Regions from separate parts of the Homo sapiens genome. Here region 2 is linked to region 1. The links are chromatin contacts, found by Hi-C or POLR2A ChIA-PET in ENCODE. All regions are on one chromosome and are shown on one strand. The core of a region is the stretch at or near the end of the contact, and the rest is flanking DNA. Distances in the headings are between cores, read along the strand shown.

Region 1 (4,936 bases), core at 1,348-3,847:
GCCTTGGCAACAGTAGAAAAAAATATGAGATCAGAATGTTGGCTGTGATCTTGAGATGGCTTTCTTGTGCCCATTTCATTCGGTGAGTGTCAACATGTAGGCAAAATTGCATAAGGTTTAAGAGCTCAGGTTTGGATTCAAATAGGCTTTGCTTTGGTTCCTAGTTCTAGTGTTGACCATATGACCTTAAACAGACTACTTAACTTTACATGTCTGAATTTCAAGATCGTTTGAAGATTAAATGTTTCATGTCAAGGGCTTAGTACAGGTCTTGGCACATAAAGCGCTCCATGAATGGTCACTGTGAATATGTACCTTACTGTGGATCAGAGTTTCTCAGCTTCTGTACTATCGACATTTTGGGCTAGATAATGCTTTGTTGTGCAGAGACTGTCCTGTACATTGTAGGATATTTAGCAGCATCTCTGCTCTCTTACCCACTAGGTGCCAGTAGCAGCGTCAATTCCCCGTTCCCCTCACCCCACCCTACCCCTGGCCCCCAAGTTGTGACAACCAAAACTATCTCCAGATGTTGCCAAATGTCCAGTTGGTGATTGGGGAACAAAACATCTGAGGTTGAGAACCACTGCTTTAGATCAATCCAAGTTCTAGCAGATGAGAATAACTCCATTCTTCTTTTGATGTATTTATTAATATTTTTAAGCCTTGAAATGAAAAATTGCTTTTTAAGCATTAGAAAATGCATACTCTTCTTTTGAAAGCCTAGCAATAAATCCCATAACTATCAGGGTCTTCGTTTCCTCATCTTGAGCCTTATTTCAAGGCTCCCTCTGTTCTAAATTCTGACCTTGAAAACTCTATTCCTACCTCTTTCTTTTTTTGGACAGGGTCTCACTCTGTCGCCCAGGCTGGAGTTCAGTGGCGCAATCACAGCTAACTGTACCCTCGACCTCCTGGACTCAAGAGATCCTTCCACCTCAGCCTCCTAAGTAGCTGGGACCACACTTGACTAATTTTTGTATCTATATCTTTCATTTCACCAAAGATTTAAAACAATTTCTCACTATGAAGAAACTTATACAAGCAATATACATTCAACAGGAAAAATGAGGAAATTCAGATAAGCAAAAAAAGAAAGAAAGGAAAAGAAGTATCAGTTGTGTTTCCATTAGTTAGAACTACCTAGGGCTAACATGATGATGAGTGGGTTTTCAGATGTTTTTGGAATGCATGTTTGTGTGTACATACACAAATATACATGCAGTCACACAATACACACATTTTATTTCTTGTGTGCTTATCATTTTTTCATGGTATATCATTTTTTCATGGTCATTAGTTCTAGCTATCTCCAGACTTGATGCTAGACTATACATTTTTTCTCATGTATGACATTCCTCAAGAAGTGGTTCGACTCATATGTCTTTCTTTACCTACCACCTAGATAAGCCCCAAATTCACACTGTTACTCCTTTATTTCTCCACAGAAAAATAACTTTCATTACATGTACAAATGACAATTAAGCCAATTAGAGTAAACAACTTTTGGTCAATTCAGCTCTCACTTTGCCAGGAACCAATGGCCATCCTCAGTTTTTTTTAAGTATGGAGGTTTGGAAGTCAAATTTGACGCCTTTCTTCCTTTCCTGTCCCCACCCCTGCCCACAGTCACTTCCACAATCTCTTGCTTTTTCTTTGGACCTATTTCCAGGGTCACACGCAGTCAGGTCCTAATTATTTTGTTCCAGGTATGCTGTTTCCTAGCATCTCTCCTGCCAATCACTTTGATCGAGATAGTACTCTCCTCTTTTCAGAAACCTACAATGACTACCCATTGCTTCTTGTATCACAAGCTGAATCTCTCTAATGAGCTTTGAGGGGCTTCCACACTCCCCTGGGTCCTCCTCCCTGAGCTGTGTCTTCCTCAGGTTGCACTTTTTGTTCCTTATTAACCCTTCGCAACCCAGTTTCCCTACTCCCCTTTCTGATCAACAGTCCATTAAAAATAAGGTAAAACAATGCACAGTGCTGACGTCTTTTTAAAAAGAAGAAAACCCTAGGACACTAATACAATTATCCTTTTGCTTATGCTTCAGTTATCGGTTGTAACTACTTGTTACATTAATTGGGTGTATCTTTGTTACAGAGGATTAATAAATGTTTTATTTATTTATTTTAGTTTCAAAAACATGCCTTGAAATTTCACCAGATTGGGTGAAACGTGTTTACAATACTAGGAAGTGAACAGCAGGCACTAATTTTTTGTAGCAGTATTTCTCATCAAGGCACATGCATTTACCTAATCCAAAAGATGGCTAGCTTTCTCAGTTAAAAGGTATACAGAGAAATAACCCTTGCATTTGATCATTGTAACTTGGACAACATTTCACTCTATTGAATATAAACGGGAATCTGTATGCTGTTATTATTTTAAAAAAAATTTTTTAATCCAGCTTTTAGTAGAGGATAAACTTCTTAATGGCAAGGACCATGGCTTTTACTTCCTTTGTGAGGCTCACAATAATGGGAACACAGCTTCATGTGCAATTGGTCTTCAATAAATGTTGCTAGGTGATTCATATTTGAATGGGAAATGGAAAGAAAAGCCTGACGGACTTAAAGGATTTGTGTGCATGCATCTTGCTGTGAATAATACAAATGTGGAGAGAGATGACTAAGTGGACAGCATAGGGCATAGAGAGCTTTGGCCCCTGAAATACTCAGTAACAGGAAGTTACAGTGTGACTAACTGTAACCAGGTTGTGAAATGGAAAGCAGAGGAACTGGAGGATGTACTGGAAGAACTCAGGGGTGCACACAGAAGTGAACTGCAGCATCAAAGATGTAATGCCTTTCCGGGTGAGAACTTCAGAAGGAAGGACAGCACAGGGGACAAAGGAAGGGATAGAAATGATAAGTGTCTTAAAATGAAAAGGTGATGGAAAGAATTCTTAAGGCAGAAATAAAAATCCTATCAATAACAAGGTTGGGTTTAGAGTTAAAAAAATAATCACACGGCCGGGCACAGTGGTTCATGCCTGTAATCCCAGCACTTTGGGAGGCTGAGGTGGGTAGATCACCTAAGGTCAGGAGTTTGAGACCAGTCTGGCCAACATGGCAACACCCCGTCTATACTAAAAATATTAAAAAAATTAGCCGGGCATGGTGGTGGGCGCCTGTAATCCCAGCTACTCAGGAGACTGAGGCAGGAAGAATTGCTTGAACCCAGAAGGTAGACGTTGCAGTGAGCTGAGATTGTGCCACTGCACTCCAGCCTGGGAGACAGAGTGAGACTCCATCTCAAAAAATAAATAAATAAATAAATAAATAAATAATCACGCAGATATTTTGTTTCCTACTTTAAATAAAAGCAAGGCTTCACATTTGACCACAGAATGTTGTATTGCTTCTCTGCTATGTGGCACAGCTTTGATATCAGGTCCAGGACTGCTAAGTGAAAGAAAAGAAATTTCTGGTATGTTTGGAGCCTATGATTTCATCCCTCCTCTCACTCCAGCACATCTGATCTATGTATCCTCAAAAATGGAGCTGCTCACCTTTGCCAGCTCAGTTCTTCCCATCCTAAGCTTTCCTGAGCCAGTACCACTTAAGCATGTTATAAAATGCCAAAGCCATTCATGGTCATTATGGTGTCCACAAATATGTTCACAAATTCTTGACACTCCCTTCAGAAGGGAGAACCTAATCCCTCTCTCCTGGAGTGTGGCTGGACTTAAATTATTTTGCTTCTAATGAATGAAACAATGAAGAAACGAAGGTGTGTGATTTCGATAGTATGTCATGAAATGAACTGTGGCTTCCTCCTTGGTCTCTCTTGAAGCTGACTCAGGGGAAGCCAGCTGCCATGTCATGAGAAAACTTAAGCAGCCCTGTGGGGAGGTCCATGTGGTGAGGAACTGAGGCCTCCAGTCAGCAGCCATGGGAGGGAGCCACATATGAAGTAGAGTCTCCAGCCCCAGTCAAGCCTTCAGATGACTGCAGCCCACTTGACAGCTTCACGGTAGCCTTATGGAAGAGCCTGAGCCATAACCACCCAGCTAAGCTGCTCCTGCATTCCCTTGAAAACCATGTAAGATAATAAATGTTTGTTGTTTGAAGTGGCTATGTTTTGAGCATAAGTTGTTACACAGCAATAGATAACTAATATGGTAATCTTTCCAATAGAGCTCTTCTTTACTTTGGAGTTAAGTTTTTAAGTTTTATTAAAAGGTCTTTTCATTATTTTGGAATATGTGTTTACCTGCATTTAATATGTAAATGGATCAGATGTTATAAAATGTTCAGGTAAATTAAATCCCACCTTCTTTTTTAGCTTCTGATTTTAACAAAGAGAAATGATTTTTCTCATCTACTGAGGTACCAGAAACAATGAGGGTACTGTAAGGCCTCAAAGAGTCTAACAGACCTCTAGAGTTAGGAGTGGGGAGTGGCTAGATTATGTCTTGAGATGTTTTCCTCATTTAAAATCATTTAACATAAACAAAAAAGATGGCATTTTAATATTGTACTTTAAAATATGAAAAATAAATAGTTTTTATTTTAAATAGAGGTAAATTATGCAGGAGGAACAATCTTGTCAGAGCCAAGATTGATTTTTTTTAAAAAAATCACCAGTGAAACTTGCTAACAGTTGGCTTTTAAAAGAGAACAGTAATACACTTTTACCATTTTGTTTACAGTCCCTGTCTATAAAATTTTCACATATATATGATAATATATTTCTTCCAGAATCTTTCTATCTTTGTATGCACAATGCCTAGACACCACAGGCACATAAAATATGTTGAATGAATGAATGAATGAATGAAACTGGCTTAAAGGAAAACTGAAGAAACTTACACTCTCCTAGAGGATTAAAAAAGTACAAATCACACGATATGATTAATGTTTTTAATTTTAAAAACACAGTACATCCTATGGGTCTGATACTATTTTAAATGCTTAACGTAAACTA
Region 2 (4,936 bases), core at 864-3,363, 120 kb after region 1:
AGAGACCAGTAATGATACCAATCAAATGCACTTAGCACTTCTGCACTATCAACCTGAGGGCTGCCGACCTGCCACTTAGAAAAGGTTTGGGCTGTGTGAGAAACGATCTGTGAGCTAGCCACTGTTCCCACTGTAGACCAGGCAGAAAAGCAGGCTGCTTTTTCTTCGTGTTAAAAAGATAAATGGATAAATTAGCCACTCACCTGCCCTACATTAAGGTTTATTTTAAAACAAGCAATAGTATCCCTCTCCCTCACTCCCAGAGGGAGGACAGTTTATAAATATTTTGGCATCATACGACGTCTCCTGGTCAGCAGTTTTTTGAAAGCAAACAGCCTCAAAGAAAATGACTGGGCAGAGGCCATGGTAAGGCAGAAAAACAGATGTCGATTGTTTCTGAATACTGCTGGTCACCATAGCATTGGGTTGTTATGATGTCACTTCTCATCTTTTTGTTCTGTGGTGGGAACGCCGTGCGTCATCACTGAATGTTCAGAATGCCTCTATCTTATGCCGTTCTTTATGGTGTCCATGAGAAGTTGAAAAAGAAAAATCAGCCTCTCTGTGTTTCTAGCATGTCAAAATATAAACCTGTTCCTTCTCTTCTTGGGGTGTGGCATCTTTGTTCTCCCTGCGGTCATCTCCATTTAGAAGATGATACTGTGTGGGAGTTCTCGGCATGAATCACAGAGCTGTCAGTACGTGGAGTCTGGTGCACCTTCCCGCCTGGCCACTTTGTTCAGCACAAGTCTTTCATGAAACAGTGGACTGTGGCTGGGCCCCGTGGCTCACACCTGTAATCCCAGCACTTTGGAAGGCCGAGGCAGGTGGATCACCTGAGGTCAGGAGTTCGAGACCAGCCTAGCCAACATGATGAAACCTTGTCTGTACTAAAAATACAAAAAAATTAGCCAGGCATGGTGGCGGGCACCTGTAATCCCAGCTACTTGGGAGGCTGAGGCAGGAGAATCGCTTGAACTCAGGAGGTGGAGGCTGCAGTGAGCTGAGATCATGCCACTGCACTCCAGCCTGGCAACACAGCAAAACTCCGTCTCAAAAAAAAAAAAAAAAAAAAAAGGAAGAAAGAAGAAACAAGAAACAGTATAATCCTAGCACTTTAGTAGGCCGAGGCGGGCGGATCACCTGAGGTCAGGAGTTCAAGACCAGCCTGGCCAACATGGCGAAACCCCATCTCTACTAAAAATACAAAAATTAGCCGGGCCTGGTGGTGTGTGACTGTAATCCCAGCTACTCGGGAGGCTGAGGCAGAAGAAACACTGAATCCTGGGAGGCAGGGGCTGCAGTGAGCCAGGATCGCGCCACTGCACTCCAGCCTGGGCGACAGAGTGAGACTCCGTCTCAAAAAAAAAAAAAAAAAAAAAAAAGAAACAGTGAACTGTCCCACCATTACTACTTTGAAGGACTTTTAGGCTTAACAATAATGGGAACTAATTGAAATGGGGGAAACGCCTTAGAAGAGTTGTCCCACACTTAATCCTTGAGGTGTATTTTTTGCTGGGTTTTAACAGTTTTTCCAGACAAGCAAAAATTCCCGTTTCATGAGCTGGAGAGCACAGAAAAGTCTAAGTTCATTAAACGGTGCCATCCAACTGCCATTTACAGATCACTTCAGTTCTTTAGTTGTCCCATCGTAAACTTATATACAACAGGGACAGGAAGGGGCAAAAGAGGGCATTTAAGAGAGTAGAAATATTTGCATCTTGACTGGGGTGGTGGTTATAAGGGTGTATGCATTTGTCAGAACTCAAACTGTGTACTTAAAATTGGTGCATTTGTTGTATGTAAACTTCATCTCAATAAAATTGAGGTTAAACACTCTGGACTAACAAGCAACTCCCAATTAACAAGCAAGATCACTGGCTGAGGAAGTGAGAAGGACGTGTCCTTATCTTACTTACCCCTGTTAAACAGGGGGCAATCACTTTCAAATACCACACATTCCTGAAGGAATCACCCTGCTCTACCCCTGCTCAGCATCATTGATGGAAGTGACTGCTCACTGTTGAACCTGCTTCTTCTCTTGATTCCTCGCAGAGGCAGCTGCTGGCTACAGACTTACTAAATTGCAAGTCGCCTCAGTTGGCAGAACTGCCCCTTCTCGACGATTTATAAACTCTGTCCATCGAGAGCACACTCCAGAGACAGGGCTCTGGACGGGACAGAAGCAGGAATCTTGGCCAAGGATACAAAGCTTCCAGAACTACCAAAGGCATTGTCCGCCAATAAAATACCACTCTGAATGGACTCATTCATGTCCCATTAACAAAAGTGTTGCTAATAATAGGTGCCACCTTACTTATGCTACAAGGGCACTGTAAGAATTAATGAAATAATGAGGTCTCTGGAGCACTTGCCCAGAGAGGCGGCCAGGAAAATCAGAACCATCGGCCTCCCCTGCGGCAGCATCTAAGGATGAAACACGCCCGACGGCTTCTGCTGCCTTCTGCCTGATCTTCCTCCCTATTACCCGTATCATGCAAATCTGGACAAAGTTTTTGTTGAACTTGCCACTGAATGTGTCTAACCTTTCAGCTCAGCCATCTTCAGTGTGGGATGCTATGACTCACGGTCCATGAGTCATGGAGCCCACAGGAATCACAGTGAAGCCCAGAAATGCTGCCTGCTTCCTATCCCACATGCAACACCAAGCCATTGGTGAAAAGCCTCCTCCTGTTTGTCTTCCTACCCAGGTGTTTTTGTCAGGCTACCCTTCTTCACTGAAAGCCAAGGCCTTTAAAGGATTGGATAGCAGCAGGGAACACGTGAATATATTCATGCCGTAGCCAGTAATTTAACAATTTTATTCATCCAGTCTCTGCCCTTGGTACCACTGCTGACCCCTGCACCCCACCACACACAAACAAACACACACACACACACACACACACACACACACAGAGAGAGAGAGAGAGAGAAAGAGAGAGAGAGAGATTCACTTCCATCACTTCCAGAATAATTTAAATATTTTAAATATTAAGTATCTTTAAAGTATATTGTCAGGTAAAAGAAAAAAATCAGGACTGTAAGAAAAGAAATAGGATGGAATCAGAAGAAATTAATTGTTTTGTTTTGACAAAGTAATCTTGATTTTTTTCACTTTTCACATTTTTCAGAGTCTGAAGTATTGCTGACTACAACCTCTATAGAGTCATACAGACAACCTCACTATAGAGAAATCTTTACATTTACTTGAGAGGCTTAAAATAACATGTAAGAAAATGAAGTGGGCTTCATTCCTGGGATGCAAGGCTGGTTCAATATACGCAAATCAATAAATGTAATTCAGCATATAAACAGAACCAAAGACAAAAACCACATGATTATCTCAATAGATGCAGAAAAGGCCTTTGACAAAATTCAACAACTCTTCATGCTAAAAACTCTCAATAAATTAGGTATTGATGGGACGTATCTCAAAATAATAAGAGCTATCTATGACAAACCCACAGCCAATATCATACTGAATGGGCAAAAACTGGAAGCATTCCCTTTGAAAACTGGCACAAGACAGGGATGCCCTCTCTCACCACTCCTATTCAACATAGTGTTGGAAGTTCTGGCCAGGGCAATTAGGCAGGAGAAGGAAATAAAAGGTATTCAATTAGGAAAAGAGGAAGTCAAATTGTCTCTGTTTGCAGATGACATGATTGTATATCTAGAAAACCCCATCGTCTCAGCCCAAAATCTCCTTAAGCTGATAAGCAACTTCAGCAAAGTCTCAGGATACAAAATCAATGTACAAAAATCACAAGCATTCTTATACACCAATAACAGACAAACAGAGAGCCAAATTATGAGTGAACTCCCAGTCACAATTGCTTCAAAGAGAATAAAATACCTAGGAATCCAACTTACAAGGGACGTGAAGGACCTCTTCAAGGAGAACTACATACCACTGTTCAATGAAATAAAAGAGGATACGAAGAAATGGAAGAACATTCCATGCTCATGGGTAGGAGGAATCAATAACACGAAAATGGTCATACTGCCCAAGGTAATTTACAGATTCAATGCCATCCCCATCAAGCTACCAATGACTTTCTTCACAGAATTGGAAAAAACTACTTTAAAGTTCATATAGAACCAAAAGAGAGCCCGCATCTCCAAGTCAATCCTAAGCCAAAAGAACAAAGCTGGAGGTATCACGCTACCTGACTTCAAACTATACTACAAGGCTACAGTAACCAAAACAGCATGGTACTGGTACCAAAACAGAGATATAGATCAGTGGAACAGAACAGAGCCCTCAGAAATAAAGTCGCGTATCTACAACTATCTGATCTTTGACAAACCTGAGAAAAACAAGCAATGGGGAAAGGATTCCCTATTTAATAAACGGTGCTGGGAAAACAGGCTAGCCATATGTAGAAAGCTGAAACTGGATCCCTTCCTTACACCTTATACAAAAATTAATTCAAGATGGATTAAAGACTTAAACATTAGACCTAAAACCATAAAAACCCTACAAGAAAACCTAGGTCACCAAACTATTTCTAATAATCATGAATCAACATGTGCTGAAAAGATGTTGAATAAGAATAGTATTTACTAACTTTAAATGGTAATACTAATATCATTTAATACATATTTCCAACATAAATCTTGTTCTTGAAAATATTATTATTGAAGGTTAAAAAGTTACTTCTGTGCCAATAGATTTTCTTTTGAAAAAAATTGTTTTACTGAGGTAAAATTTACATATAAAGTCCACCAGGTCAGATGCAGTGGCTCACACCTATAATCTCAGAGCTTTGGGAGGCTGAAGCAGGGGGATCATTGAGCCCAGGAGGTCAAGGCTGGAGTGAGCCATGATCATGCCACCGTACTTCAGCCTGGGTGACAGAGCAAGATCCTGTCTCAGAAAAACAACAACAACAAACCATCTATTTTAAGTATATAATTAAAAAAAAAATTT

Evidence for each region. Hi-C counts contacts between places; a loop is a spot of excess contacts on that map. ChIA-PET counts read pairs that join two places held with the same protein, here RNA polymerase II (POLR2A). Pooled maps may share reads with other maps.
Region 2: a loop to region 1 is called in a pooled map, with 4 times the contacts of the local background. The contact joins two enhancer-like sites. A Hi-C loop is called at or near these places in 2 of 50 pooled maps. POLR2A ChIA-PET finds 5 or more read pairs at or near these places in 3 of 52 experiments (MCF 10A, PC-9 and activated CD8-positive, alpha-beta memory T cell).

What each region holds. Positions count from the first base shown.
Region 1 is chr4:139,869,819-139,874,754 of GRCh38, forward strand. All of the region lies in intron 2 of MAML3 (mastermind like transcriptional coactivator 3), which reads right to left. Among named protein-coding and RNA genes, the nearest start is that of MGST2, 210 kb to the left of the region's middle. Within about 2 kb of position 2,598, at least 6 of the 41 ENCODE cell types and tissues checked have a DNase peak (open chromatin) inside an H3K27ac peak, as active enhancers do; they include PC-9, where a contact is called at or near this core.
Region 2 is chr4:139,986,966-139,991,901 of GRCh38, forward strand. All of the region lies in intron 1 of MAML3 (mastermind like transcriptional coactivator 3), which reads right to left. Among named protein-coding and RNA genes, the nearest start is that of MAML3-AS1, 140 kb to the right of the region's middle. Within about 2 kb of position 2,114, at least 7 of the 41 ENCODE cell types and tissues checked have a DNase peak (open chromatin) inside an H3K27ac peak, as active enhancers do; they include PC-9, where a contact is called at or near this core.